4 separate regions of the Mus musculus genome follow, and all the other regions are linked to region 2. Evidence: chromatin loops called from intact Hi-C (ENCODE). Cell type or tissue: gastrocnemius. All regions are shown on one strand. Each heading gives the region's core, and the rest is flanking DNA. Links, peaks and the distances in the headings are about the cores only. Region 1 has its middle 33 kb from the start of Gm36235. Region 2 overlaps Gm5432 (a long non-coding RNA gene). Region 3 has its middle 43 kb from the start of Gm36235. Region 4 has its middle 30 kb from the start of Gm46335.

Region 1 (7,461 bases), core at 1,006-6,005, 130 kb after region 2:
GAATTACGGACACACCTACACTGCTGATAGGATTTCTTTTGTGGGGCAACACTCCTTTCTAAAAATGTGCTGATGTGTATTACATTGGCCAGTGCCTCTGTGAAGCTAACAGAAGGACTGGGCTTGCCTCCCACCTTGCTACTTTTGGGAAGTGCTGTTTATGCAATCTATCCTGCAGACTTCATTTCCTGCTTTGAAAATCAAGTAAATTTTATGTCTTGGATAGAACATCAACTTCTCTTGCTTTTCAATGCATTTATAGCAAGTGTTAATTATACTCTACTTTCATATCTATTCCCTGAGGTGGGGGGGGGGGGGGGAAATATCAAAGCCAGTTTAAAAAAACTCATGGACTTTTGTTTTTGTTTTGTTGAGACAGGGTTTCTCTGTATATCCCTGACTGTCCTGGAACTCACTCTGTAGACCAGGCTGGTCTCAAACTCAGAAATCCACCTGCCTCTGCCTCCCAAGTGCTGGGATTAAAGGCATGCGCTGCCATCACTGCCCAGCAATCATGGATTTTTGGGTGTGAGCACTCCAAACCAGTTGGCTGTTCTCTCTCATCTTTCCTTGAGGAAACTGACATGCAATCACACCATGCCTTCTCTGCCTGTACCTGAATCCACACAGAGACCGAGTGGATTCCATTGGTTATCCCACTGCTGGCAGCTCGCTCTTCACAGAGAGTTTCATCTATTGGGATAGCTCTGGGTTGACATTCCCTTTTTTCTCCTTGCAGCTCATTGCCCTAACTCTAGATGAAGACATGAGGGGTGGAGAACTTCAGTGGCCTTCCTGCCAGAGTCAGAGCAGCTGTTGTTGGAGACAGGCGTCAAAGCTAGGGGTGTCGGTGCTCGTATTACAGAGCCGGCAGGCTACCAAGATGGTAGCACTCAGAGAGTTTGGGTGGTGTCTGCTCTCTACCTGACATGATCATGACACAGTTGCTGAACTATAAGAACATTTGGGTTACCCACTTTCTAAACCAGTGTACTGTTGGTGTTTGTTCGTGGCTAGACTCACTAACTGAAATACTTCCACATGCCCAGCTACAGGATACAGGTCTCCAGACAGAAGTTCATGGAGCTGTGAAGCTTCGCCCTTGTAATACTGAGTCAAGACTGCAGAACCAAACAGGATATCTATTTCAAGGCTGTTGGGAAATTCTGACCCTGAGCTGGATTGCTCTAGCTACTCAACTGCTTGGCTTCAAAGTTTAGGAAATAAAATACTCTGTCATTCTGTGTTCTTTGTTTACTGCATTTATATTTTAATTGGCATATAAAATATGGCATTTTCACTAGCTCATTTTTATACAAACATGGCATTCTCCCTTTCCTATAGTTCTTCTCCATCTCTTCCATGCTGCCTCACCTCATCTCCCTGGCTCTTCCCTGCCTACTACTGCTCTCATGGCATTTGTATGCATACAAATTGGTTTTAAGTCTAGAGTCCACATACAACAGAAAGCATGTGCTATTTTGTCTTCTCACATCATCCTTTCTTGTTTCAGCCCCCACCCACTACCATTATCTTTAATATCCAAGAACCAAGAGGAAAAAGCCTATTTAAAATTTTTCCTTTATATTTATTTTGGTTTTGGCCAGTTTTCACACTTGTACATTTTGAGAGCAATAGTTAAAACAGAAATAGGCATTTCTGCTATTATTTCACTTCAGAGGCCAAGAAAGAGAAGCAAGTGAGACCACCATCTGGTTGAGTGTTTTAGGGATTTTCTAAACAAAAATACTAACCTTGGGCTGAAGAGATGGCTCAGCAATTAAAGCTCTTGTTCCCGAAGCAAGAAATCTACAATTTGGAATCCAGAACTCATGTAAATTCCAGGTAACACAACAGCACACCAATAATTCCAGCTTGAGGAGGCAGAGACAGGATCCCTGGACTATGCTGTCTGGGGAGACTACTAGCCCAATTGGCTGGCAGTATCTGTCAGAAAGGCTCAAGTCTAAATTTTCTTGTGGCTCTTCTATCTGCCTCTAATCTAGGATTTGGTTAGACTGACCTGAGACAGTATATTTCATTTCCTTCAGAACCAAGGGCCCATTTACACTCTGGCAAATCTTCTCCTCCACGATACACAGCAGATTCTGGCAGAAAAAGATGCCCTTTAGCGGCAGAGGGCAGGTGTTTAGATAGTTACCATGGCCAGGTGTCTGTTTCCTTCCCACTTGCTTAGATGTCACTGCCTTTTGAAAAACACATTTCTGTTTATTTAATTGAAAATATTCTACACATGCAAGCTAACAAGCATGATAGCAACCAGCATTCACAGCTGTTCCCCCCTCCCCCACTTTATTTTAATTGAAGTGGACGCTGCTCATAATTATCAAGTCCATTCTGAATTCTTGAAGGTCATAGGCAGAAAAAAAAACTCTTGGTGTCAGTAAATATTCACTCAGCTGTTTGTGGATGTTGGTGAGTGTGAGTAACTGCGAGAAATGGGGAAGGGGTGAGATTATTGATGATCTTTTCATGATCCTGGTTAACGTTAAAGGGGAGTTAGGATCGGCAGAGCTGTTCTAGTTTGTAAGCTGTTAGGTGCTGGAGCTGGCTGCAGTGACCTCAGAAATCATCTTCCCGTTCACTCTGACAGACAATGTTTCCCTGAGCTGCTGACTTCTCACTGCTATAGAAGGGGTGGGCTGCTTACAAGGGAAGCTAGGAAAAGGAGAGTGTAGAATAGATCACAGCTCTAGTCGTGTAGACCCAGTTTAGTTCACAAGTCACTGAAGCACTGAAGGCATATTTTTATCCCCAGAGCCCCACACTGCCACTAAACAGAGTTCGGGTAAACCAAATTGGCATCCTGGACTAAAGGGTCAGAGTTTCGCAGTCTGAAAGCCAGAAAGTAGCAGCTGATGAGGGCTTCACAGAGGGCCTGGGGACAGTCAGGCTTTCAGTCCATCTGTCTGTCCTTCCCTCACCCCCCCCCACTCCCACTTCCCTTCCATTTTAGCTCTCCATATGCTTATTTGTGACACCTGGATAAGCATTTAATACACATGTGTTTCTCTAACTCAATATTTAATGAGAATCACACAGACTTTTCAAAAGCTTTAGAAGAGATCAAAGGACCAAAGCAAACATCCCTGGGCAGGGGCTGGGGGTGGTCAGTCCTTGGGGAGAGCTCACATCCAGACGTAGAAGGCTTCCTTGCCTGTTAATGGCCCAGGAAATGTCTTCCATGCAAGAAAGAACAACTATCCCTTCTGCTGATATATAGGACAGCATGCCAATTTAAACTCAGATTTTAAAAATGTTTCCTTTTACACTGGCAACCCCCCACTTCCTGCAGCAATCTTTCTCACTCTGTGCCCTCAGCCAGCTTGTTTCCATTCCATAACACTCAGCTCAAACCTCACCTCAGGGGAAGCTCATCACTCACAGCAAGTGGTTCTTCCAGAACTTTCCTCTAGCTCTTGGAGGGAGAATTGTAAGAGACTCTGCCTTATTGATTTCCCCATCCAGTTCAGTACCTGTAAAGAGTTCTCCCCAGAGATTATCAACTGATTAAATCAGGGGGTGAATGAATAATTGAGAAGTTATTCTCTGCATTTGAATTTCTGGTAGATGGAGCAACTCCAAGCCTGTCTCACCTAACTCATTCACATTTCCCAGTAAGATGATCATAAGAGGCCTGATTTCTAGAATTTTCAAATTCTCCTGAGCTTTGGGGTCAGAGCCATGGAGTAATCTGAAATAATAGACCTAATATCACACGCCCAGTTGCTTAACGGAATTATGGTATGAAAAAACTTCTTCCGGGTTCTCAGGACGTGGACCAGTGGGCGTGACTTTTCCAAGGATCTATGAACAACTGTCTGGTTCCACAGTCAGGGCACAGAAAGCAGACCAAGGAACAATTACACCTAATTACAGCTTGGTGGACCAATGAGGCTGCTGAACTTACAGATATACAGATGTTTCCAAGACAGTTGTCACTGAAAAGCCCCACCCAGCACAGGCTATGTCCCCAGAGCTCTGGCTGCCCTTGACATTCCTGCTTGAGGCTCTGAGTGTTAAGATTTCAGCTGTGTCCCACTGCACTCAGCTTAATTTTCTTATAATTTCTGGTATCCATTTTTAATACTTTTCTTCGTTTGTTCTTGCAGAAATATCTCTCTCTTCCCCCTGCCCTCTGTCTGTGTGTGTGTGTGTATGTGAGTGTGGTGTATGTGTGTCTGTATGTGTATCTATATGTGTGTGTGTGGTATACGATATGTGTGTGTATGTGTCTGTATATACGTATGTATTGTGGTATATTTGCATGTGTGTGTATGTATAAGTGTGGTGTATGTGTGTGTATGTGTGGTGTATGTGTGTGTATGTGTACCTGATTATATAATCATTTGATATACATTTTTATATTCATTCCCCAAATCCTCAAACCAAGTATAGTTGCAGCTGTATTCGCTAAAATATATTTGTTTTTAAATTTTATGTATATGAGTAATTTGCCTGAAAATATGTGCACCACATGTATGTGTGTACCTACAGAGATCAGAAAAGGGAATCAGAGCCCCTGAAACTGGAGTTATGGATGGCTTTGAAACACTATGTCAGTGCTGGGAACTAACCCCAGGTCCTCTGCAAGAGCAACATCTATTCTGAATTGCTGGGTCATCTCTCCAGCCCCTAACAATTGTATTCTTTAGTTTTCATGTAGCCCCACAATCTAATCCTCTATCTCTGTTTTCAGGTCTAGCCTCTGACTCTTAAGAAGTGCAAGTTCTCATTAAGTGCTTCTATACCAATGCATGCCCTCAGCCAATCTGAGACATGACCTGCAAACATTTCCAGGAGAGCTTGTGAAACCTCTGCCCAGGTGCTTCCTGCTGGGTGGACTCTGGTGGATCTGTGGCTTTCAATCTACACACAGCCAAGTTCTATGGAACTTCTTTGCATGGAAAGGTAACACACCCAGGATGATGTCCAAGGCCAAGGTCCCTGAGAGTGTGGATATATGGATGCTGTTTCTGCCAGTGAGAGATTGCCGTGCTCTTCGTCTTGTTTAGAACGTCGGTCGAATGGAACCCTCAGGTGCCTTCCTTCTCTTTCTTCCCTGTACTCTTTCCTGTCCCTGTCCTCTGAGACTTGAGCACATTTCCCAGAGCTGGCATCTCTGCAAGTCATCACTATGATGATCATTTTCTCAACTTAGCAACACATCAGCTGTGACAGCGTTCACTCTGTTGGCCTTTCAATGACATGGTTGAGCAAGTCCTTCTCTGAGCTAACATTTCACACAGCCGAGGTTTTATCTACCAGGGAAGCTAATAGGAAGAAACGGTGGAAATTCATCTCTAGGTACTTGTGTCAGGTTCCTGCCCAGGGATAGCCCCAAATGGATGACACACACACACACACACACACACACACACACACACCGGTCTAATCAAATACTTGACCCCAGGAATGAGCTTTCAAAAGACAGCAGGTCAAACAAGTGTCTCCCTGGGGGAGATATTTCCATGGAGTTCCCCGTGAAAAACAAGCTAGCTGCTCATGTTCCCTGTGTAGCTATCTTAAGTTCTTCTGAGAAGCCAAAGGGCCACAGTCCCAGTGTCCCAAGTCCATGGTATTTCGTTACTGTTAATAGGGCTCCATTCAGACTACTGTGCTGAGGACTGGCCTTCAGGCTTGTGGGTTTTGTTTTTGAACTCCAGGCTGGGGTTTGGAACAAGGTTAAACACCTGAAACAACAGAATTTGCCTAATCTAGAGCGATCTATTCCCTCACCAGAGATCACTCTCTGTGTTATTTTTATTTTTAAAGGGAGTTAACATTTAACACAAGCGTTAGCATGTTCCCACCACTCTGAATGGGTCTGTTTGTTTCCACTTGATTCTCTGTTACACTGTTGAACCTTGCCTTCCTCTGGGTTCAGGGAAATTTTGAGTATTAATGAGGATCAAAGACCCTGAAGTTTGAAAATGTTTTTCAACCATGTACCTCAGTAAACAGTTTCTTAAAACATTTAGCAATTCGGCAAGCCTGATTAAGAGGTGAACAGAAGTGCTACAATTGGTATGATGGTGATTTTTAAATTCCTATATGAAGCAAGGAATGACCAGTTGTGCGCTTTGTATTAAGCACCTTGGGGAAATGTCCAGGGATGAGTGCTTCTCACATTGGTCAGCAGCAGCAGGACCTGAGATTCTGACAGATGCAGATTTCTGGGTCCTACCTGGAATCTGTTGAACTGAAAATTTACCAGAGATTACTGAGTGAGTCTGGGAAGAAAGCTTAGTCAGAAAGCCTGCCCAATGCTGAAGACCGGAGTCTGAGCCACATAAGAAGCAGCCACGGAGTAAGCCAGACATGGTGGGCTGGCCAGGCTAGCTAATCTACCAACCCCATGTCCCAGTGAACAAACCTATCTCAAAAAACAAGGTGGAAGCCACCAAGAAATGATGCTTGAAGGTGGCCGCTGGCTCCCAGATGCTCATATGCACAGCACCGTACCAACTCCCTCCTCAGACACACATTCTGGGATAAGCCCTAGCAACATGAATGGGAAGACGACTTTACAGGTAAAGTGATTATTTGCCCTGCAAGCCTCAGGACCTGACTTTGAATACTTAGGACCTACATCAAGTCAGGAGTCCTGCACTTCTACAATCCCAGTGCTCCTGTGGTGAGATGGAAGGACAGACAGACTGTCTGGGAGCTCAGGGGCCAGATATCTTGGTGCATGAAACTGTCAACAACAGTCCTTATGTCAAAAAGGTGGAGAATGAGGCCTAACACCTGCCGTTGTCCTCTGACAAGGATATGCATGCCAGGGCACGTGTGCTTCCCTCATGCTTCAGACACATATGCATATGTGCCTGCCCGGCACACACATACAATGTCAATAGCAACATGGCCCCATGGGCTGTGAATGGCTTTACAGATATCAAGGATGGAAGCTTTCTCTCTCTGCAGTTGGAGTAACAAAAATAGCTGACATTCCTCACTTGCTCCAAATCAGCTGAGCACTTTGCCAGGAGTGAAGAAGCCTTTCAGGAATTTCACCTTGAGGAAACATACACTAGACACATTGACTAGACACATTTCTTCCTGTTAGGTTTACCTTCTTGGTTTAGTTCTGCATATTTAGTTCTTAGCTTTATTAGGAACTGGGGGAAAATGTCAACTTTCTCTTTGAAGTGAAGCGTAAGAGTAACAAACAGCTCATGGTCATGAAACAGCTTGTAAGCATCCAAGGAAGGCAGGGTGGTTGCTCTAGGAGAGCTTATGCATGCCTTTTGCAGTAAGCCCAGCCTGGCTGTAAAGCAGGTTGTCTCTTTGGTGAATTCCACTTGCTATTACACTAGCCACCTGACCTATGGGAAAGAGAGACTAATTCGAGGGTTCAAACATTGTTGGTGATGATGGGAAGAGCCAAGTTTTGTAACTAGTAACACTACTGTTCTTTCCAAGTGTGATGTTTATAAA
Region 2 (7,461 bases), core at 1,061-6,060:
TATGCAGGATATTGGATATGTGACACCCAAAGGGGTTTCTACCCACAGGTTGAGAACCACTTTGTAGGATATCCTGGTAAGGCTTCAAATGGAGACAGAGGGGAGATTGGAACGGTGTTGCCCAAGCCCACAGGTCCAGCAGAAGCTGATCAAGGCCAGAAAGACATACTATGAGAGACTCTGGAAGGAGCCATGCCATGCCAATATCTTATCCTTGAACTTCTAGCTCACAGAACTGCAAAGAGAATAAATTTCACATAATAAAAATTTGGTAACAGCAAAACATTTCTAATGTGTAACCACCAAAAATTAATTTAAAATCAAACACAGAATGTACCTAGATACTTTAGGCAGTGTTAGCCTGGGTTCCTTTGCATAACTTGGCTATAGACTCATCTGTGACTGCACCATGCACATTTTTCACTGTGAATGCTATCACATTGATTGTGAACATTTGATCAGGCTTCCAATGCAGTGTGATCACTGTGTTTATGAACTAACACCTAAATATACATATACGAGCCATCTACTCATGGTACTGAGAATGTGAAATCACACACAAGTAGAGGTGACAAAGTGGAGCTCTGCTATGGGAAATGTTCTGTACGATATCTGAGGTAGATACAGCCATGCACTACATAACAACATTTTGGTAGGGATGGACACATGCATGCATGCATGGCAAACCCACAAGATAATGTTACCTAGAGACATTGCACCTACTTTAGCTTGTGTAAATAGACTCCTGTGTGCTCTCATAATTACAAATATCACCTACTGGTGCACTTTTCAAAATATTTGACACATGACTGTAGTGCTAGACACATTTTCTAGGCAAATGGAACCTAACACAAAATTATCTACAGTGATTTAGTAAAGCATGACAGAAATAGCCCTTGAACCCTGGACTGTTTTCATCCAAAGTCCATTTCCATAGTCACTTTGCTACTCTGTCCTTTCGTGAATGTTGTAGGTGCTTCATAAATGAATTCCTTATTGAGTGAAAGATGTTGTCGTTGGCACACTCTCATGCATAACTCACGCTTGAGTTTTAGCACTGGATTTTATACGCCTATCGTTCACATGTAAATATTAGAATAGGAAACCTCTAGCATGTTCTCATTCTGCCTCTGTGTTCCCAGCATGTGTTTAAATAGTCCAGTTCCATGAACCGATCATTTGAAGAATATGAAATCATTTACATTATTTCCTCTCTCAGACGCTCACACGGAACAGAATGTGCTTCACTGGTGCAGACAAGCTCTGCCTCAAAGATCAAGGCTTTCACTCATTCTAGTTACACTTTCCCATCCTTCCTACCTAGGGTTTGAAAACTTAAAAAAAAAATAGGGCTAAACAGAAATGAACAGAAAAAGAAAAAAACACAGGAAGGAATGTGGGGGTAAAATCAACCATCCTGGCACAAGAGACCTACAAACAGCTAAAAAAAAAAGGCTGGTTATAGCATCTCTGACCATGGCATCCAGTGCTGTATTGCCCACTTTTAACCCCAGTACTGGGGAGGCACAGGCAGAAGGATATCTGAATTAGAAGCCATCTTGGCTTTAGGCCAACCAGGTCTACAGAGTGAGACCCTGTCTCCACCACCACTACCACCATCACCACCACCACCACCACCACCACAACCATCACCACCACCACCACCGCTGCCGCTGCCGCCGCCACCACCACCACCACCACCACCACTTCCTGCCACTATCTGGTCAAGGTAATGGAATTCCTGGCTTCCTGGCTTGGCTAGAGCTCTAACATTCCAGCTGGGCCACATCAATCACTCTGGCTAAGGAACTACTCCTGGATGAATTCACCTTAAGCCAAGCTAAAGAGACTGGTGGAATAATTTGTTCTTTAATGACATATAGTATTTTTTCATTCTGAGATTCATTCCTCCCTCCCCCAGTGCAGAAACTTATGGGCTGTTCAGGGATGGAGGGTGTTGAGTCTATTCACTTTTCAGAAAAGTGAGACTTTTCACTTTTCTTTTTTGCCCTTCTATGTCCTTTCTAAGCATGCTTCCCTTACCAGTTGGAGTTCCCTGATCCATCAACAGTTTGGCTTCCTTGCTCTTCCCTCTGTCCTGTGGCTATGCCTGCCGTCTGCTGACCTCTATGTCAGCCTACCAGGATGGCTACTTACCTCCTCTCCTCTATTATCCTCCTCTGGCCAGCAGCTGAAGCTTACATCTTGTATCTCCTAGGGCTTTTAGACTATAATAAAATTGTTCTTGAATTTGAGTCCATTCTAACATTCTTTTACTAATTTATTAATAATAAAGTATTTATTTAAACAATTTAAATTCAATGATATAATAAAATAATATTTTAATAATTTAATGTTTTATTAACAATAAATAATTTAATAATAAAAATGATAAAATAAGATGTCTTAAATAAAATAATTTATTAATAAACAATATTTATTTATTTATTTATAAGACTGAGAACTTAGGGAAACCTAATTTTTTTTTTTTGCACCAGTGTCTGAGAGGAAGAAAGGAAGGAAGGAAGGAAGGAAGGAAGGGAGGAAGGAAGGAAGGAAGGAAGGAAGGAAAGAAAGAAAGAAAGAAAGAAAGAAAGAGAGAGAGAGAGAGAAAGAAAGAGAGAGAGAAAGAGAGAAAGAAAGAGAGAAAGAAAGAGACAAAGACAACCAAAAGAAGAAGAAAAGCTAGTCTCTGGCTATGACATGTCTGACCCTCCATTCTCCAACTGTGCTCTCAGTGTATGAAGCCCACAGACAGAGACTGGTAGATGTGATCCTGTGTCGGGATTAGAAGCCCAGGGCTGAGGCTAAGTAGGTATAAGCATCCAGGAAGGGAGTAGGTGGTGGCTACTGAAGGTAGAAGCTGAGCCTGCTAATCTGAACTCAAGTTGCTGACCCACAGGAGTTCACTAAGAATTGGAGCCAAAAGGGGATGAAGCCAAAAGGGATTGTGAAACCTGGAAAGAAAGCTGGATAGAAGCAAGAGTCATGCAGGCAGGCACACCGGAGACTGCCTGGAATGATTCCAGAGGCAGAATGTGGGGACAGGGGTGTTGTTTCAAGCTGTCACCACATGCAGGAATGCTGGGTGTATGTCAGGAGATGGAGCAAAGTGGACAGGAGACATGACTGGCTCAATGCCTGTTCTCGACCATTCTATTAGCCTCCTGGGGCCCAGGCAAGGAGGACCTTCTCAGGAACTGCCTGGAAGCCAGCTCTCCTCCTGCGTGGCCCTCTCCTTGTCCAAATGGCTTCAGCAGAAGTGCTGGCAATGAGTTCAGAGCTCAGAATAGAGACAGAGATGGAGAGCCCTCTTAGGGCCAAGGCTTGAGTAAATAGGAAGGAAGGCATTTTATACTTTCAGGATATGGTCTATTTGGAAAAGAGGCTTGTATTCCAGAGGAAGTAGCTCAACCTGCCCCTCTGAGAGTCCCAGACTCACCTGTCTATTATGCCAGCCCTAGTGATTAGAATTCCAGCTAGTTCTGTCAAGGCCGTGGTGTTCACTTAGTTAGAGAGGGTGAAGCTGGCCTGTCTCCGTATCCAGATGTATGCATGAGCTTGTCCCCTTCTGTCTGAATACAAAACCACAGTGCTCCCTGAGCAGCTGGCTTCCCATGGCAGGCGCTGAGAGAGCAGTAACTCATTTAGAGCTGAGCCAGCACTGGCAGGCGCTCACGTTCACTGGACCAGCTCTGACGTCTGCATGGTCTTTCTTCACCCTTTCCCTCTGTCCCTGTACCACTGGCTGTTTAAACTGCAATACACACTCGAAAACCCTAGTAAGTGGCAGTTAGCATGACTCACTCATTCAATAAACAAACACTCGCTAAGCACCTAGTATGTGCAGATGCTGGGCTGAGTACTGGCAGTCCATGTGGGAGTGAGGCATGCTTACAGGTCTCAGGAATGCAGAAGAGTGGGGCAGAGATACAACACAAATACAGTTGGCCCTCACAATTCACAGTTGGAAGCTGCAGATTTACCAGCACACAAGATTTGGGGGGGGGGGGGGTTTCTTCTGCACTGAACATGTATAGACCATGTTCTTCTTATTTTTTTAAACAATATAACAATCACTTTTAAAGCATTTGCAGCATTTGTACAGGATTGGGCTTAATGATTTGAGGCATACAGGGGGGATTTGTGCATAGTTTATGTGCAATATGTCATTATTTTATAGAAGAGAACTGAATAGCCACTTGGTAAGGAGGAGAACCAGAGAGAGGAGAGAGAGACAGAGAGACAAAGAGAGACAGGGACAGACAGAGAGACAAAGAGAGGAGATTGATTCATGAACTAGTTGTAGAAAAACAGTGTCCAAGTTGGTTAGTGCAACAGAAAACTTTCTGCACCAGAAGTCCAGGGGGACCAAAGGACCTGAGTAGGAAGAAGCCTCTGAAAGAAACAGGCTTGAACAGGTCAGGTACCTCAGTATTTGCAGTACATAATGGGAGAGATTAGGATGGCTTCTAGGGAAGGACAGTTCCAGGTCACCATGGGTCACAATATGTGAGGTGGATGCTCAGTTGTTTTCGATAAGGAATTTGTTTCTTTTTATTTTGTATATGATTGTGACTATGCTTATTATTTCAGAAATCACACTTGGGCCATACCAGAGAATTATACTCTCTGAGTGGTGAAAGAGGTGATCAGGGAAATTACAAAGTAAATAAGATCCACCCAGGCCACCATACTTTAGATGTGCTGAGGCAAAGCCTTGCTCAGGTGCCTTCAGGCTTTGGAGAGAGGCACAAGTCATAAGGAACCTGGTGGTAGAGCAAGGGACTGGTGGAGCAAAGCTAGGCAGCTTGCACATGGGTTCATGTTTGTGAGTGAGGATGCACTTAGTAGGTCTGGAACCTCCAGGTAACTTAGTACTCAACGCACTAATCGCCCACCCACTAGAGAACCCACTATGTGGTTATTCATAATGGGCTCTGTAAATTCCTTATTGAAAACACTTCATTCAAAAGAGGACATTTCCAGGCTACACTAGCCATTGACTAGAAGTCAGGGCAGGAACTCCTGCAGCTTGTCACATTACGTTCACAGTCAAGGTCAGAGAGAAATGTCTCTCTAGTTCAGGGCCTGAAGCTAGATCATGTTGACACCCACTTTCAGGCTGGGTCTTCTCATCGATTAAGGCAAGCAAGACAATCACCCATTAAGGCTTTTTTCTCAGAACTCTGTACAACCCTTGCCCCAAAACTCCCTGACCCGTGCATGTTTTCCTGGGCAGCTGGAAGATGACTTTGAACTTCTGATCTCCTGCTTCAGCATCCCCTCCCCCAAGATGGTTTATGTGGCACTAGAATCCAATGCAGGGCTTAATGCACACTGCACGGGTACTCTACCAACTGAGCTCATCCCCGGCTCAAATTGCTCCTTTCTATAAGAACTCCATCCTTATGGGATTAGGACCAAGTCTAATCAAATCATATAAACTTGATTACCCTTTTGAGGACCCTATCTTCACATAAGAGCACAGACTCTGGTAAACTACAGGCTAAGATCCCAAGCATGAGCTAAGGGCACCCATCCAACTCATCCACAAATATATTTCTACTGCTCTTTGTAACTAGTACTGAAGCTTAAGGACTGGCCTCTGTGAAGTTCCTATCATATTAACCTTTCCTAAACACTGGCCCATTGCACTAGCTGATGGGGTTCCTAAATAGAACCCAGTGGCAGCTACTTTTGTGATGCATGTAGTCTACACATTACTCATTGCATTCCTGTTCCTATCATGGATGGCAAAAGTTGGACTAAGCCCCTTAAAGCCCTTTCAGGATTCTGAGATAGTATTTGTCTGCAGGGAAAGAGTGAAAGGCTTCTTTGGCTTCCCCATTGTTCTCAAGAAAATGCAAGTCTGCCACCCTCCCTGAAAGATCTGCATGTATTGAATTAGTAACAGGATCCTGGAGCGCCGGCTGTCTTTTTGTATTCATAGCTTCTCAGAGTTGGAGGTACAGTACAGCACAGGAGGAGGAGGTAAGAGGAGGACAGGGGATTGTGTAATTCCCGCAGGAAGAAAGCCAAGAAGGAAAGAGAAAAATGTAAGAGGGATCCGCCTGAATACAGGCTGCTGTGGATTGATGGCATAAATTCTGAACTGCCCTGAAATGGTCATGAAGCATAGGACTTGGGGAGCTGTTGCCTTTTGCAGTTTGGCTGGAGGCATGTGCTAGACTCCATAAATTCATGAGCCAGACTCCATAAATTATCAGTTGTGTTGAAACACAGATCCCTGGCTTGAGAGGTTCCTTAAGAGTTGTGCACTTACAGATGGGCTGAGGTCCTACTCTGTGGGGCTCAGAACCCACCAAGGACCAAGGACTTGGAGTCTACCAGGAGATCATTTGTACAGAGAAAGCAGACAATGAAGGGCAAGTTCAGGCCAGGCTTCAGAGCAGTGGTGGATGCAGGGAAGAGCTTGGAGTTCCTCGAAGGATGTGATGTCTGATTTTTGAGAGGCAAATGGCTACATAGTGACCCAAATGTGCTCCTGGTGACCAGAATGCAGGAGTATTTTCACTGTGGCTATGTGTGCACCTTTTGGGGCACATTATGTCACACATCTCATGAAATGTTACAGCACACCACTGCCTAGACTCTTTCCCTTGAGTCTCAGGGGACCTGGATATCCCATGATCCCTCGAGCACTGCAGCTGTGCATTGACACACTTAGGCTCAGAGTCAACAGATTTATACTTAGCTGGATATGAATCAGAAAAATCAAAGTGCTTCAAGGAAAGGATTAATTATTAAGAATGAACATGTCTATTAAAACTTAGCACTTAGGAGATAGCTACATAGGTTCTGAGTACAGTGGCAAACGGAAATGGGCTAACTCTCCGTATTCTCCTGCCGCATCATCTTGCGTTAGCTTGCCCAAGGAATCAAAATAGAAGCTTGTAGAGTCCCTCTTTTCTTCCACTGTCCTCTCTTTTGAACCCCCAAAGATTAGTCAAACATCTGCTGAGCCTGCAGTTTTATGTTCTGTCTTTCTGCTGATAGCACCGAGCTTAGTTTGTGAAAGAAGGAAGGGGCAGGGATTAAAAAGGGAGATCTCCTCATCCAAATAACCTCTCCTGACCTGCACTGTGCTCGCACACAGATCAGCAAAACCAACCACATTGCTAGAGATATACTTTTCCTCGGCATAAAAGCCTTTTTTCCTTTGTAACGTTAATCCCAATGCGGATTTTTAAGAAGAAAATTAAATATTGATGGATTTGTGCATGATAATGCATCTTAAGTCATTGTAAAAAAAAACTTTTAAGGAAACTGAATGGTTCTTCTTTGAAAATGACCTCTCTGCCTGTAAACACTTTAACTATTCAACCAGCAATTTTTTTTTCTGTTAAATTATACATCTGATATGGAACCCTTCTTCAAGGGCAGGTATTTTACAAATTGAATCTTGTCATGTATTGTTCTTAGATCTTTTGAAAGTGT
Region 3 (7,461 bases), core at 1,114-6,113, 120 kb after region 2:
CCCAGAACATGCTCCAACATGTAATAAGGACACATGCTCCACTATGTTCATAGTAGCCTTATTTATAATAGACAGGAGCTGGAAAGAAACCAGATGTCCTTCAACAGAGGATTGGGCACAGAAAACTCGGTACATTTACACAATGGAGTACTACTCAGCTATTAAAAACAATGAATTTATGAAATTCTTAGGCAAATGGATGGATCTGAAGGATATCATCCTGAGTGAGGTAACCCAGTCGCAAAAGAACAAACATGGCATTCACTCATGGATAAGTGGATATTAGCCCAAAAGCTCAGAATACTTAAGATACAATTCACATGAAGCTCAAAAAGAAGGAAGACCAAAATGTGGATACTTTGATCCTCCTTAGAAGGGAGAACAAAATACCCATGGCAAGAGTTACAGAAACAAAGTGTGGAGCAGAGACCGAGGGAAAGGCCATCCAGAGATTGCCCTGCCTGGGGATCTAACCCATATACAGTCACCAAACCCAGACACTACTATGGATGTCAACAAGTGCTTGCCGACAGGAGCCTGATATAGCTGAGGGGCTCTACCACTCTACCAGTGCCTGACAAATACAGAGGTGAATGCTGTCAGGCAAGCATTGGACTGAGCACAGGGTCCCCGAAGGAGGAACTATAGAAAGGACCTAAGGAACTGAAGGGGTTTGCAGCCCCATAGGAAGAACAACAATATGAACTAATCAGTACCCCCAGAGCTCCCAGGGACTAAATCACCAACGATAGAGTACACATGGAGGGACTCATGGCTCCAGTCGCATATGTAGCAGAGGATGGCCTTGTCGGTCATCAATGGGAGGAGAGGCCCTTGGTCCTGTGAAGGCTCGATGCCTCAGTGTAGAGGAATGCCAGGGCCAAGAAGCAGGAGTGGGTGGGTTGGTGAGTTGGGGGAGGGGAGAGTGGAAGGGGGGTTGGAGGGGAAATGAGGAAAGGGGATAACATTTGAAATATAAATAAAGAAACTATCTAATAAAAGTAGAAATGAAGAAAAAATGATTTTACTCTGAAATCCCTTTGTCTGAGCTCCTTAAAATCTGTTTCTTCCTATGAAGGTCTCAAGAATTTCAGCTTTTTTCCCCAAGTCCTCCCTTCATCAGGGGACCTGAGACTAGGAAAGCTTCAGGTACAGTTCCCAGCCACCCCCGTCCCTATTTTTGCTTTTATTTTTAACTGCACTTTCTGGCAGGAGCCCTGTTTGTCCTGACTCGTGTCTGGTGTTATGAGTCACCAGGGGGATATAATATGCTGATTGCTGAAGCAGGTTATTAATTTCTTCTTTTTCTATGACTCATTCTTTTCAAAATCTCTAATTTATGATAAAAGTCAGTTAGATGTAAGCACAGAAACAGTTTCCAATGGGCTGTCTTATTGTGCCTGGGCCCACTCTGTCTGCTTTACCTCTTGGGGAGAACAATGTGAAGCAGTGTGCTTCTTAGAGAGCTACAGCTGGAGACCTGAAACCACCACTACATCCCAGCCTGAGAGGTCAACTGCTGAGCAGGGATGGGGTGCAGGGCATCAGAGGCATCAGTGATGTAGCCACCAGAGAAAAGAACATTTTGTATGGGATATGGTGAAGGTGTCCTACATGTGTGAATCAAAAGGGCTGAGAGCCAAGGAGAAAAGATTGAATTTACAATGTTCCTCCTGGAGGGACCTTGTACACTCTCATCCCTTTCACCTAACACTGAAAACAAAGCCAACTCACACTCAGAAAGAAACATAGTTCATGGGATTACAGTGTCAAATACTAAGAACAATTGCTGGTTTAGAAGGAGATAGGGATTTGTGTGGAGGCTGGTGGGATGGTCTGTGTCTTATGTGCATGTCTCTGTGGGTTGGTTACAGTGTGTGCATGTACACATTTATCTGTGTGCATGTGTGTGGAGTTAGAGTTGTGTGTCACCTACAATTGTAACCCACTAGAATTCAATGGACCAGCCAGGATGGATGGTCTAAGGACTCTAGGGATCATCTCGTCTCTGCATCCCTTCTCTTTACAAGGCTGGAGTTATAGATGCACACTACCATGCCCAGTTTGTACACAGGTGCTGAGGATCCAACCTCAGGTCTGTGTGCTTATGTGGCAGGTACTTTACCAGCTGATCCATCTCCCCAGCCCCCAGAGATGGGGATTTTTAATTATCCCTTTTGTTTTAATAACAAAGATCAGAGCTGGACCATATTTTTTCCTTATTGAATGTCTTCTGTGGTTCCTCAGACCTAGCATCCTCAGACCAAGCCTATGCTAATGAGAACCCTCTGCACCTACACCTTTAAGAACCTTAACTTTACTGTCTGATGACTGAAGAAGGCCTGTGTTCCGATTTCTCCAAGAACCAGAGGAAAAATATATGATGAGTTTATCTCTGTGCCACCATGTTCTTAGGAGGGCAAACTCCCAACTATAATTTGGTCCCATCTGTTGTCTGCACAGCTGCCCATCCTCAGTCTCTTTGGCCTATGGTGGAGGCCCTTGTCTGACAAGAATCATCATCTAAGTGGCTGCACCTGTGCTCTTCGGTACCATGGGCTGCTCATTTATGTCAGCCTCTGTCTGGCAAATTAGCTTGTCAATGCTGCTACCTGGAAGCCTGACATAGTGCAGTGGCTGGAATGGTCCATGATTTTCTCCCAGTGTCAGTGCCCTGATTGTTTGAGAATGAAGTGCTTCTCCCTAAAGCCCAAATGTTAAAGTCCTACCCTCCAGGGTGGTTGTAGAGATAATATCCTGTGGAGATGATTAACGGGAAATGAGGTCCTCAGAACAGAGCTCTCATCGTAGAAGACTGGCATCCTCGTGAGAAGAGGAAGAGACAACAGACATGAGTGTGTTCAGTGGAAAGTCCCTGTAAAGATGTCACAAGGAAGTAACCATTCAGAAGCCAAGAAGAACCTTGACTTTAGACCTACAGGTTTGAGCACTGGAAAAGTAAACTGTGCTATTGAAGATGTCCTCCACCTGTAGATGGTTTCCTACTGTGTCAGCCTGACTGGACAAGCCACTCTTCCATATCATCATCCTCTTGTCTAAGACCTCTTCAGTCAGCTACGATTTCCTCTATCTGGTGCCAAGTGCATGATGATCCCTCCATTCACTCCCAGAGATATTTCAGAACTTTCTCTTTCTATTGCTCTTTCTTTGCTCCTTCTACTTTCATGCAGTCCCCCAAGATTCTTCACTTACCATTCCACACCAAGAGTCGTAGTTACCATTGCTCTTGACTCCAAAATCAGATCTTTCATTTCTCTCCAAGACTCACTTTCCATTCCTATACAGAACATATTTGACAAGTGCTGAGGTCTTCAAAGATCTTACAACTTCTCCTGATCCAATGTTTTCAGAGTTAAGTTTATGGTAAAGATATCAACCAGCAAGAAGCAATTCCAAGAAGCTGGCTGAGCTGTGGTCTGAGGAGAAAGGTGCAGAGGAGAAACCTCTGCCTAGTGATGTCCAAGTAGAATATCTGGTGAGAGTGATACTTCGGCTGGCCTTGAGGTGTATGTAAGTTGAGTTCAAGAATGAAGAGGATGGGAAGGAGCCCCAGAGAGCAGAATGTTGTGGGAAGCCATGAGGAGGTAGACATGTAGGAAAGATGGGTTCAAGAAAGCATGACTTATGGTTCTTGGTCCAAGTTCATGAGAAGTACTGTGGTGGGTAGTCACACTGAATATGACTGTAGATCACTAATGAATTTACAAGTTACTCTCTAGATGGCCAAGGACAGTTGCTGGGCCCCTGGTTCCATGTTGTTTCTGAGAAAGTCCATGATAGAGGGCACACATGAATCCTGTGGTGTTTTAGTGAGATATTTACTAGGGTTGAGAAGCAGTTGTGAATTAGACACAGCCCCTTTCCATACCTCCTTTCTGCATAAATGCTTTGGTAAAATGACATAATCCAGGGTGTGTGTGTGTGTGTGTGTGTGTGATTGTGTGTGTGTGTATTCATGAGTATGTGAATGCAAATATTATATACATTCATCCAGAAGCCAAATGTCAACCTCAGATATCATTTCTCAGGTACCATCCACCTTGTTTGTTGGGATAGGGTATCTTAACTTGAAACTCACCAAATCAACTTGGCTGGCTGGCCAGTGACTTCAGGTCTCAATGACCTGCCTGTCCCTTCTTCTCAGCAATGGAGAACAGCAGTATGCCACTATATGTTGCCTTTCACCTGGATTCTAGGGGATTGAATTCAGGTCTTCAAACTTACAAGCATTACTCTAATCTTACCATGGAATTAAAAAAAATAATAATAATAATTACCACTCACCCACACATACTCTCTAAGTTCTCACTGTCCAGAAAAAAACAATACAGTGGATTTTCACTTTTTCAGGCAGATTTGGCGACTATCCGAGCTTTGGTTGAGCCGCCAGATCTGTGTTCCTTCTTCTGTGTTCCTCCCTCAAATGCTCAGTAGACATTTTATAGGGAAATAGAAACAACTTAATGTATTTTGATAACTTATTTGCTGACCTTGGGATAAGGTCCAACGATTGTCTGCATGAGCTCAGGTGAAAACAATTCTACTTTAGCAACACTAACGTTTGCCTTTCCGAGTGAGCTAAGTAGATTACATGAATAAGAAAAACACGTGTGCCTGTAGGCAGAGCAATTAACTCAGTTAATGTTGGCCAACTTTTATATGAATAAATAATATTTTTAAATCCATTTAACTTTATTACTTATTCCATTTGTTAGGAGTTATATATATATATATATATATATATATATATATATATATATATATATATATATATATATATATATATATATATTGAATTTTAGTCATTTCCACACCCATTGTCCTGTCTGTCCCTCTCCAGCTCCCACTGGATCTTCCCTCATCCCAGGAAGCTCCCTTCCTACTTTAATGTTTCTGTGCATGTGTGACCCAAATGAGTTTAGTTAGGGTTTCTTGGGTGAGAGTGAGCGGGATGTTATTTACTAGGGCATAGACAGCATATCAGTAGTCACACCATTAAAAAAAGGAAGACACCTCTCCTCAGCCACCATTAACTACCAGTAGTCTTCAGGGAGGGCTGGAACATCTCGGGCAGCTCTCTTCCACTCATGATGAAAAGGTATTGGACTGAATCTTATGCAGGCAGCCACAGCTGCAGTCAGATCATGAATGCCAAGTCCAGAAGATGTCTTCACAATCTTTTTCAGGTCATCCTACTACTCAGACTTTTTTCCCTGCCTCCTCTTCTACTGTGATCACTTAACCTTGGAGTAGACATGCTACTCAAGGCCAAGAAGTCCACCAACAATATCGTTTCAATTGTAGATCCATGTGTGTATCTATATGTGTGTGTGTGATATAAAGCAAAGCAGTGCTTATTAATTTATGCATTCCTTTGTTCAGATAATAGTCTCCAAGCACCAATATCCTCTAGGTCAGTAGTTCTCAACCTTTCTAATGCGGTAACCCTTTTAATATAGTTCCTCACATGGTGGTGACACCCAGCCATAAAATTATTTTTGTTGTTGCGTCATAACTATCATTTTGCTACTTTTATAAACAGTGCTGTAAATGTCTGATATGCAGGATATCTGAATGACCTGTGAAAAGGCCATTCAACTCCCAAAGGGCTTGCACCCCACAGGTTGAAGATCACTGCTCTACGTCTTAGGAGATGTGAAGGGGTGGAAGAATGAGAGCTCAGTGGTTTTAAAGCACTTTCTGCTTGTGTAGATGTCTCAAGTCTGGTTCCTAGCACCCATCACAGGTGACTCACAACTCTAACTCCAGGAATTTGATGTCCTTTTCTGACCTCTGTATACACATGAGCACACACACACACACACACACACAGACACACACACATGCACACACATGCACACACACATATCTTTAAGGGAAAGAAAAGTTTTGAAGAAATCATGCAAATCAGAAATGCTATGTATGCTCTTTGATTACTTCTTCATATGTGTTCTGGGCAGCTTTATATCAACTTGACACACGTTAAAGCTAAAGTCATCTGAGAGGAAGGAACCTCAAGAAAATGCCTCTATAAGACTGGGCTGAAGGCAAACCTGTAAGGCATTTTCTTAATTACTGGTTGATGGCCCCAGCCAGCCTATTATGGGTGAAGGCATCCCTGGGCTGATGGTCCTGGGAAGAAGAACGAAGACCAAAGTGTGGACACTTTGCCCCTTCTTAGAATTGGAAACAATCACCCATGGAAGGAGTTACAGAGACAAAGTTTGGAGCTGAGACAAAAGGATGGACCATCTAAAGACTGCCATATCCAGGGATCCATCCCATAATTAGCCACCAAACAATGACACCATTGCATACACTAGCAAGCATTTGCAAGGACCCTGATATAGCTGTCTCTTGTGAGACTAGGCCAGGGCCTAGCAAACACATAAGTGGATGCTCACAGTCAGCTATTGGATGGATCACAGAGCCCCCAATGGAGGAGCTAGAGAAAGTATCCAAGGAGCTAAAGAGATCTGCAACCCTGTAGGTGCAACAACATTATGAACTAACCAGTACCCCGGAGCTCTTGACTCTAGCTGCATATGTATCAAAAGATGACCTAGTCGGCCATCACTGGAAAGAGAGGCCCATTGGACACGCAAACTTTATATGCCCCAGTACAGGGGAATGCCAGGGCCAAAAAGTGGGAATGGGTGGGTAGAGGAGTTGTGGGGGAGGGTATGGGGGACTTTTGGGATAGCATTGGAAATGTAGTTGAGGAAAATATGTAATAAAAATATTAAAAAAAAAAAGAATGCAGGAAGCCATGAGTAGGAACCCAGCAAGCAGCAGTCCCCAGTGCTCTGTGCAGTAGCTCCTGCCTCCAGATTCCTGCCCTGTTGCCCTGTGTGAGTTCCTTTCCTGGCTTCCATTGGTGATGAACTGTGGTGTGCAAGTGCAAGCTGAATAAACCCCTTCCTCCCCCATTTGCTTTTGGTCACGGTGTTTCATTGCAGGAATAGAAACCCTAATTATGTCATTTCTTCTGTAGAGAAACAACACAGACAATGTAATCTTCCCTCTCCTTTATTTGCTTGGGTTCTTTATTAATAGTTCAGTAAACTTCAGTCATAATTCTTCATCAGCAGTGTCATGTCAGATTTGGGGAAAAACTGGTACCATATTTGCTTTATTATAAGGTGCAAGATTTTAAGACACTCTGCATTTTCTTGCACAGAAGTCATTCTTAAAATTTGTTGTCAAGTCAGTATTTGTCAGCAGCCTTGACAGCCCCTGGTGTGCTGGTATGATGGGAGTTTGCTGTTTTCCAATGTTGGTATTTCTCATCATCTTAGCAGGAAATCCGAAAAGCTATTTTCATAACTACCACATCTGATTTCTTTCTGAAAAGAAAAAGAAATGTGGGGCATTCTAATTGTAGATGCTGCATTATCAAGTATATTCTTGGAAGGGTGAAACTTATGTTTCAAATTATCT
Region 4 (7,461 bases), core at 1,468-6,467, 77 kb after region 2:
AAATTTCACTTTTGTGAATGACTTCAAATCTTTGGATTTTGAAAAAAAAAAGATTTGAATTTTGTAAAGGGCTAAATATAATTCAAAGTTGAGGCAAGAAAATAAATAACATGATTAATCATCTGTGCTTAAAAACTACAAAGGGATATGGCTGCAAGATCAGGCCATGCAAATTGACTGTTTTATAGTAGAGCTTATGTGAATTCCTCACTTTGAAGCAAAGGTGTTCTGGGGATTCCTATGTTGTACAACTATAGCAGTCTTCCTTCTTGAAGGAAGAACTTGGAAAAGAAATGTACTCTTATGGATGTTTTCTTTTGGCTTGAGAAAGAAGGAGGAAAGGAAGGAATGAAGGAAGGGGGAAGAGCAAATGAGCTGATCTGATTCCATTACAATTTGATGAGATCTTTTATAACCAACTCCTTTGTTTCAGGCCCTCCTGTGGTTTTACAAATACTCATGTGTAACCTAAAAAAAAAAACAGAGATGGAGATAAGTTGAAGTCGCACACATGACATCACATTCTGGCCGTTCCCAGTGATGGGACCTAAGACTGGACTGTGTTCTCACAGTACTCCATATCCTCTTCTGTGTTTTCCTATAAAAACGCTGCTTTCAAAACAAAGAATGCTCATTAATCAACTGATAATATGAGTGAAAATATTTTGCAAAGTAACTCTATGAATTATTGCCATCATTACCGTCATTAGCTTTGACTCCTAGTGCTTCAAGCTGACGTTGAATTTAATCTGCAGGCATTCTTGAAGAATGACCTCAGTTCTGTGTCATCAGGTCTTGGCAGTTGGGGGGATGCACAGAATGTCTGCTGAGATTCCACACTCTTATCTCAGGAAGCTTCCCTGGTTTCCAGACTCAAACGAATGAAGGAGGAACTGATTTTCCCACACCTCTTTGTCTAGTAAATCTAGGCTCAGAGTGCTGCTCTGGTCCAGGCGTATGCAATTGTACCTCCCAGCAAGAAAGCAGAAGGGATGACTTGCTCTTGAAGCACTGGAGTGAATCTTCTCCCATGCAGAAATGGCCAAGCCTCCTCCCTAGGGCACACTCAGGGCACAGACCCAAGCTATGGAAGGAAGTAGCTTGAACAAGGGAAGTGTTGTTTTGGGGAGCAATCAGTGTTCTGCACACTGAGAATGCATCACAGAGCTGTGCTTCAGAGTAGGAAGGGTAGACCTGGGCACACCTTTGTGCTGCCATTCCTGACCAGGATCTAGAGAAGTCCAATTTTAAAAGCCATGCATTTTTGAAGATTCAGTCGGGATTGCCCTCATTTCTATATGTTCCTGTCTTTGAAAAGCATCTATCATTAGAGTTAAGCAAAATATGAAGATCTAAGAACAATGAACTATAAATTAAACAGCAGAATCATGTGAAAAAATTTGTGTGGTTTAAAATTGTCAGACACTAAACTCATAAGCTTTCGCCATTTTTATATGGCCTGGTCAGAAGAAACATATCCTAACTCAAATTGCCAGGTGTCTTCTTGCCTTATTGAGGCTTGTAGGTCACCCTGATGGATGTAGCTGGTGTCACTGTTTGCCATATTTTGCCCATCTTAGCTCAAGGAGAAGCATGAAAGGGTGGCTAAATCACCAACAGCAATAAGTTGTAAAAGATAGTCTTACTTTTCTCTAGTAGTTGGCAATGTTGTTGGAATAGTAGTAACACAACAGAGTTAGTCAGTATTGAATTCTATTGTTAAAACTTAAGGAAAACAGCCAAATAAAAGGATACCAAGAGTGACTTCCAGCCTACATAAGGATATGCACACTTCTTGGCTGGGTTTAGATAGTTCCTTCTTCATCTAGTTAAAATCAATGAGACCAACCCAGCGAGCTGAATATTGTGGAAATCCTCAAACAAGTATTTGATTCAGTAGAAGGGTGAAATGTCCACAGGGAGTTACACCCCACATAGAGATGGTTGCACGTATAGAAAAAACAAAGCTCAAATTTAAATGTAAGATTCTTGGCACCTGATACAATACCTTTTTATGTCCTTTAATGATATACAAAATGCCCTCTAATACATTCAAGGTAGCCCTTGGCTGCCCTCCCAGGCCTGAGAGTACCTCAGGCTGCACATCTCACTATCCCTTAATAGAAGAAGGAAGATGTAGCAATTGTGGAAATCAAGTATGCATGGATGAGACCTTGGACAGTCCAATGTCCTCCATTTCTGTGCCACAGATGATCAGGTCACCTTAGGCAAGGCAGATCACAAACCCTAAGAGCATTTTTTTGAGGGTTGAATAGGGAAACGCATCAGATAGCAGCTGTGTTTCCTCAGTGGTAACCTTCAGCTTTGGAGCAGCTAATAGAGGGAAATGGATCTGGTATTCATCAGCCTTCTGGAGACCTTTTATGAGTTTTCACTTGGGATTCACAGAGTTCCACTCTACCCATGATAAATATTTTTGCAGCCATGCATAGGGAAATGGAATTCAAAATGTCTATATCTTTGCTTATTTTTTTTATTTTTTATTTTTACTTTTTATTTTTTTTAGTGGATATTTTCTTCATTTGCATTTCAAATGCTATCCCAAAAGTCCCCTCTAGGCTCCCCCACGCCCTGCTCCCCTACCCACCCACTCCCACTTCTTGGCCCCGGCTTTCCCCTGTACTGGGGCATATAAAGTTTGCAAGACCAAGGGTCCTCTCTTCCCAATGAATCTTTGCTTATAAATGACAACTTTCCTAGCAAGGACTAGGTCGGCCAGCATCTTTGGGTGGATATGACCTCAGCACATTTAACTCATCTCCATCCAATTAAACCAGCCTCAAATCATGGGTTTTCCATATCTCCAGCAAAGTGGTCCCTATCTTCAAAGTCATCCATGTCAGACACTGTCCTCATCCTTATGGAATCAGTCACTGTTTCTTTATGTCACTTCTGTGTCTTACCTTAATACTTCTCAGGGGTGGGGGAGCATTCTTACCCTGCTACAGAAGTTCAGCCCCGACTCTGTGATCTCTCCAGAGATTTTATAACTTGGTTACATAGAAAAGTTTATTCAAACATGTCTGGGTTCTGATTAGATTAATCAGAATTGCACTACATAATCCCACCCCCCCCCCCTGTGTGTGTGTGTGTTGGGGGTGGAGAAAGATTTCTAAATGGAATGAGAGAGGAAATCAGGAGCAGGAAATGGAGTACATGCATAATTAAAGCAAAAAACAGGATTACCTGAGGGAACAAGATGAAAATCTGGGAAGAAAGTCAGCTAGAATGTATCTTAGCACAGTTGAAGCCCATTATTACAATAAAGCCCCAAAAGCATTAAAATATCTCTTTTTCTAAAAGCAGAACAAAAAGTAATCACTGTGAGAAGGGTGGAGAGTCTGGGAACCAGGGCAGTCATTACCATCTTTTGGTGCCAGTCTGATGTATAGGTGGCCTGGGTTGGAAAGCAAAGCTCAACAATGCTAGCCCTGCTCTGACACCCAGTCCCTGCCTTGAGCCATGTGCTGCATTTTTGTCAGACTTAAAGCAGGGTCCTAGTTTTTACCTTATAAATAATCCAGTTGCTGGGGGCTGGAGGTTTTTCTACTCATGCAATATGTATTTGGAACTCTCTAGATACTTCAGGTTTCAAAGCTGACTTTCTACCAACTTTCTTCCAGATCCACCAACCTGGTCTTTCCATATGGAATCCCGGGCATTAATTGATTTATTATAAAAGAGCACTACAATTATGACTTCAATGTCCCTGGGTTGAAATGAGATGGTTTGAATTGTCTCCTAAACATGTGTCTAAATCTCAAAGTGGAGGAAGTCATCTTTGATATAAGCTAACACATGGTTTTCCCATATGTGAAATCTTTTGGTGTTAGGATGCCAGAGTGACATAGGAGATGGATTCTAAGACCTCCCCTCCTGGTAGCCTAATGCCTGTACATTTTCTCACCTGTACAGGGAAGACAGCCCCCAGCCTTCTAGAAGAGTAATGTTCTCATCCTTTGGAGTATATTGAATTTATCTGCCCTGCTTTTACAAGAGATCTGAGCCTTGGTATCATCCTGAGAGGTCTACAATAGTACAGGAGTCTTAGTGAAAAAGATCCTATGTGATTACAACAAGCAGGCTCACTATACATGTCATGGGGAACCTAAGAGCCTGGGTTCTTCAAGCAAGAGACATTTTCTTCGTATTAATGAATTAAAAGGAAAACAACATAGGTATATTCTGTGTCCTTCAGGTAAGAACTACATAGGGATAACCATGAAAGGGCTGGGATGAAGATACACACACACACACACACACACACAAAACAAAGCAAAACAAAACAAAACAAAACAAAACAAAAAAAACCTCTATGCTCTTCAAGCATGAGAGCCTGCTTTTGGATCCCCATTTAAATGCTGGGCACAGTGGCTCACATCTGGAACCCCAGAGCTCAGAAGTGGGAGACAAACAGACGGGGGGTGGTACTTATCTCTGTGTAGAATCTAAAGACAGAAGCATGTGGTTTGTACTGGTTCTTGACTCTGCTGTCACTCAATGGGGCTTAATAATAGAGCCTGACTCAAAATAAGGTCATGGTCAACAGAGGAAGACATATGACATTGACTTCTGGCCTCCACTCATACATGTATGAGCAAATGTATGTACGCTCACATGTATAAATCAGAGAGAGACAGAGAGACATAGACAGACAGACAGACAGACAGACAGAGAGCCAGATACAGAGAGGAGAGAGAAAAGAAGAGAGGGGGGAGGTGGAGAAGGAGGAGGAGATGGGAGAAGGAAGAGGAAGAGGAGGAAACAGAAGGAAGAAGAGGAAGAAGGAGGAGGAGGGAAAGAAGGAGGAGGAGGAGGAGGAGGAGAAGGAGAAGAAGAAGAAGAAGAAGAAGAAGAAGAAGAAGAAGAAGAAGAAGAAGAAGAAGAAGAAGAAGAAGAAGAAGAAGAAGAAGAAGAAGAAGAAGAGGAAGAAGAAGAAGAAGAAGAAGAAGAAGAAGAAGAAGAAGAAGAAGAAGAAGAAGAAGAAGAAGAAGAAGAAGAAGAAGAAGAAGAAGAAGAAGAAGAAGAAGAAGAAGAAGAAGAAGAAAACAATGAAGGTTTAAGCCGTCCACACAGAGTGACTAGGAAGGTGGCTGGTTGTTCAAAGTGAGATTTTGGTGTCAGCTAAAATGACTATTAGGCCTGAACTGTGCCAGCCCATACCCTCCCCACAGTCTATACAACTAGATAGTAACCATTACTGCCTCAGAATCTGACTCATTTGAACACAGCTTTCCTGCAGATGCAATTAGTTGAGATATAGTCACCATGGTTGATCACTGTCTGGCATGCTTGGAATCTTTATCCCAAGATAAAATATAGACAGATGTAGAATGCATGTAAAGATAAAAGCAGACTGGGCAAATGTTCTATAAGCCAAAGAATGCCAAAGATGGACAGCAAGCCAGCAGGAGCTAGAATATCACAGGACAGATTTTCCCCCCTTTACAGTCCTATACAAGCAGCTAACCTCATTGAAAACTTGGTGCTAGACTTTAGACTTCTAGAACGGTGAGATGATATTCTTTAGATATCAGCTCCAGCCCTTTATGAAGCCCTGCAAACTGGCATGTCATCTGTGTACATTTAAGGTCTCTTTGATCAGAGAGTTTCAGAAAAGACGGAGGAGCAGTGAGAAAAGAACCAGCACTGGTTGGATACCTACTATGTTCCCAGTCCCCTGTGAAGTAAGATAAGAAGAGTCCGTGACAACTTAAGAGCCAGGAGAGGTTTTCCTGCTGATTAAACAAACTCTATCTAATTACAGATGAGTCAACTTAAGGGAAGGTCATAGCTAGAAAAGGAGTCATGCACAATCAGACAGACAGGCAAAAGGAAAGGGAACCATTTCTAAGTGTAGTATATGTTTTCAGTGGAGGAGAAATTACTTCTTCTTGGGGTTAGAAAGTTTGTCTAAAGAATGCATAAGTTCATGCACAGACTGTCACTGACTGGGTGACTTAGACACAAGATGTCTATTTTCTTACAGTTCTGGAGGGCAGAAGTGCAAGGGGGAGGAGCCAGGGGCTTGCTTTCACCTGACATTTCTCCATAGCTGTTTCATCAGAGCTCTCCATGGCCATTCTCCTGTGAACACACATGCCTGGTATTGCCTTGTGTTCTGAGCTTTCTTCTATGTGTCTACAATTTCTTTCCTTAAAAGAACATCAATCCTGGGATTGGATCCAACAAGAATGACTTCATTTTTCTCTCAATTGCCTCTTAAAAGGTCCCGTCTCCAACTACACTCACAGTCTGGGACACTGGAGATTAGGGCATCAGGAAGTCTTTTGTAATACTCAATTCAACCTCTACACAAGGGGACCAGGACAGACTCCAGGAAAAGAGGTAAGTGGTCTTTATAGGGGAGACAAGGTTGAAAGGTATGTACTGTGTCAAAGAGCAGTAACTGCCCAAATGGCCCTACCATAGACACTCTGCCATTATCTACCATTGACAGATTTAATCTATCTGCTTGCCTGACTTTCTGTAAACTGATAGAGTTCCATCTCCAGGCTAAGTGTATGAATGTACCTGAGAGCTTTAGGCTTTGCTGGTGTGTGTGTGTGTGTGTGTGTGTGTGTGTGTGTGTGTGTGTGTGTGCCTGATGTGTGTGTGATATGTGTGTGGTGCCTGATGTGTGTAGACAGTAGGTATTCAAGAGTTTCTACCCTCACCGTTTAGAACCTACTGGAGCAACTTTTCATTAAAGGCAAACAGTTTTCTTCAAACTACTTAGATGAATAAGAAGGAAAGTAAAACAGGTGCTTTCTGTGTCACCAAAGGTAAGAAACACACAGGAAGGAAAAGTAACGATCAAAGCTATTCACAGGGACTACCGAGAAGGTGATCATTTCTCATCACTTGATCCAAAGACTAGGGTGATTGAACATGAGATTATCAACCTTAAAAGTAGATCTAAGGATTTTTCACCTGTAAGATAGGCATAACAATGCTAATCAAGACCCTTATCTCATGTGGTACATAGGAACATTGGGTCAGGACAGCAATGTCACCCAATCAAAGTTAGCTTCCCCCTGTCTACTCAAAGCATTATAGCTGGTCATGAAGTGGTCACAAATGTGTAGCCAAGGAATAAATTATCAGTGTCCTTTAGAGCTTATACATGCAAAGATATAAACTGTAGTTTTATTCACCATAGTTAAAAGCATAGAGCTGGGCACTGGGTGACAGCAGAGGCAAGAACCAGTACAAACCAGATGCTTTTGGCTTTGGATTCTTCACAAAATTAGTTTTTAAAAGGTTTTACAGGAGAAATACGAGTCAGGAAATCAAAGAAAAACAACTCTGGAGATCCTTCCACCTCCTCTTGGGTAACCATAAACAGCCACCCAGGCCATGGGGACAAATTACATGTATCTTGGACACTGGCTAAAGTCAGGCATGGGACAACTCTGACCAGGACATAACTGACTGATT

The links. Hi-C counts contacts between places; a loop is a spot of excess contacts. Peaks named below come from ENCODE experiments on the same cell type or tissue, not always from the same donor. Only the 100,000 strongest peaks of a DNase experiment are listed, where the experiment ranks them.
Region 1: it touches region 2 in a loop (2.3-fold over the local background); 2 of 42 quality-filtered maps call a loop at or near these places.
Region 3: it touches region 2 in a loop (2.3-fold over the local background); 2 of 42 quality-filtered maps call a loop at or near these places.
Region 4: a loop joins it to region 2, with 2.4 times the contacts of the local background. A loop is called at or near these places in 2 of 42 quality-filtered maps.

What each region holds. Positions count from the first base shown.
Region 1 is chr12:15,978,600-15,986,060 of GRCm38, forward strand. No RefSeq gene overlaps it. Among named protein-coding and RNA genes, the nearest start is that of Gm36235, 33 kb to the right of the region's middle. In gastrocnemius, for the core only: no CTCF peak of the experiment used is centred there; no DNase peak of the experiment used is centred there; H3K4me3 peaks cover 1,405 bases; H3K27ac peaks cover 5,000 bases.
Region 2 is chr12:15,846,977-15,854,437 of GRCm38, forward strand. The region is part of intron 2 of Gm5432 (a long non-coding RNA gene); the gene reads left to right. Among named protein-coding and RNA genes, the nearest start is that of Gm5432, 34 kb to the left of the region's middle. In gastrocnemius, for the core only: no CTCF peak of the experiment used is centred there; DNase peaks (open chromatin) are centred at 3,119 and 3,639; H3K4me3 peaks cover 1,260 bases; H3K27ac peaks cover 2,472 bases.
Region 3 is chr12:15,969,123-15,976,583 of GRCm38, forward strand. No RefSeq gene overlaps it. Among named protein-coding and RNA genes, the nearest start is that of Gm36235, 43 kb to the right of the region's middle. In gastrocnemius, for the core only: no CTCF peak of the experiment used is centred there; no DNase peak of the experiment used is centred there; H3K27ac peaks cover 1,441 bases.
Region 4 is chr12:15,923,531-15,930,991 of GRCm38, forward strand. No RefSeq gene overlaps it. Among named protein-coding and RNA genes, the nearest start is that of Gm46335, 30 kb to the left of the region's middle. In gastrocnemius, for the core only: no CTCF peak of the experiment used is centred there; no DNase peak of the experiment used is centred there; H3K4me3 peaks cover 643 bases; H3K27ac peaks cover 1,056 bases.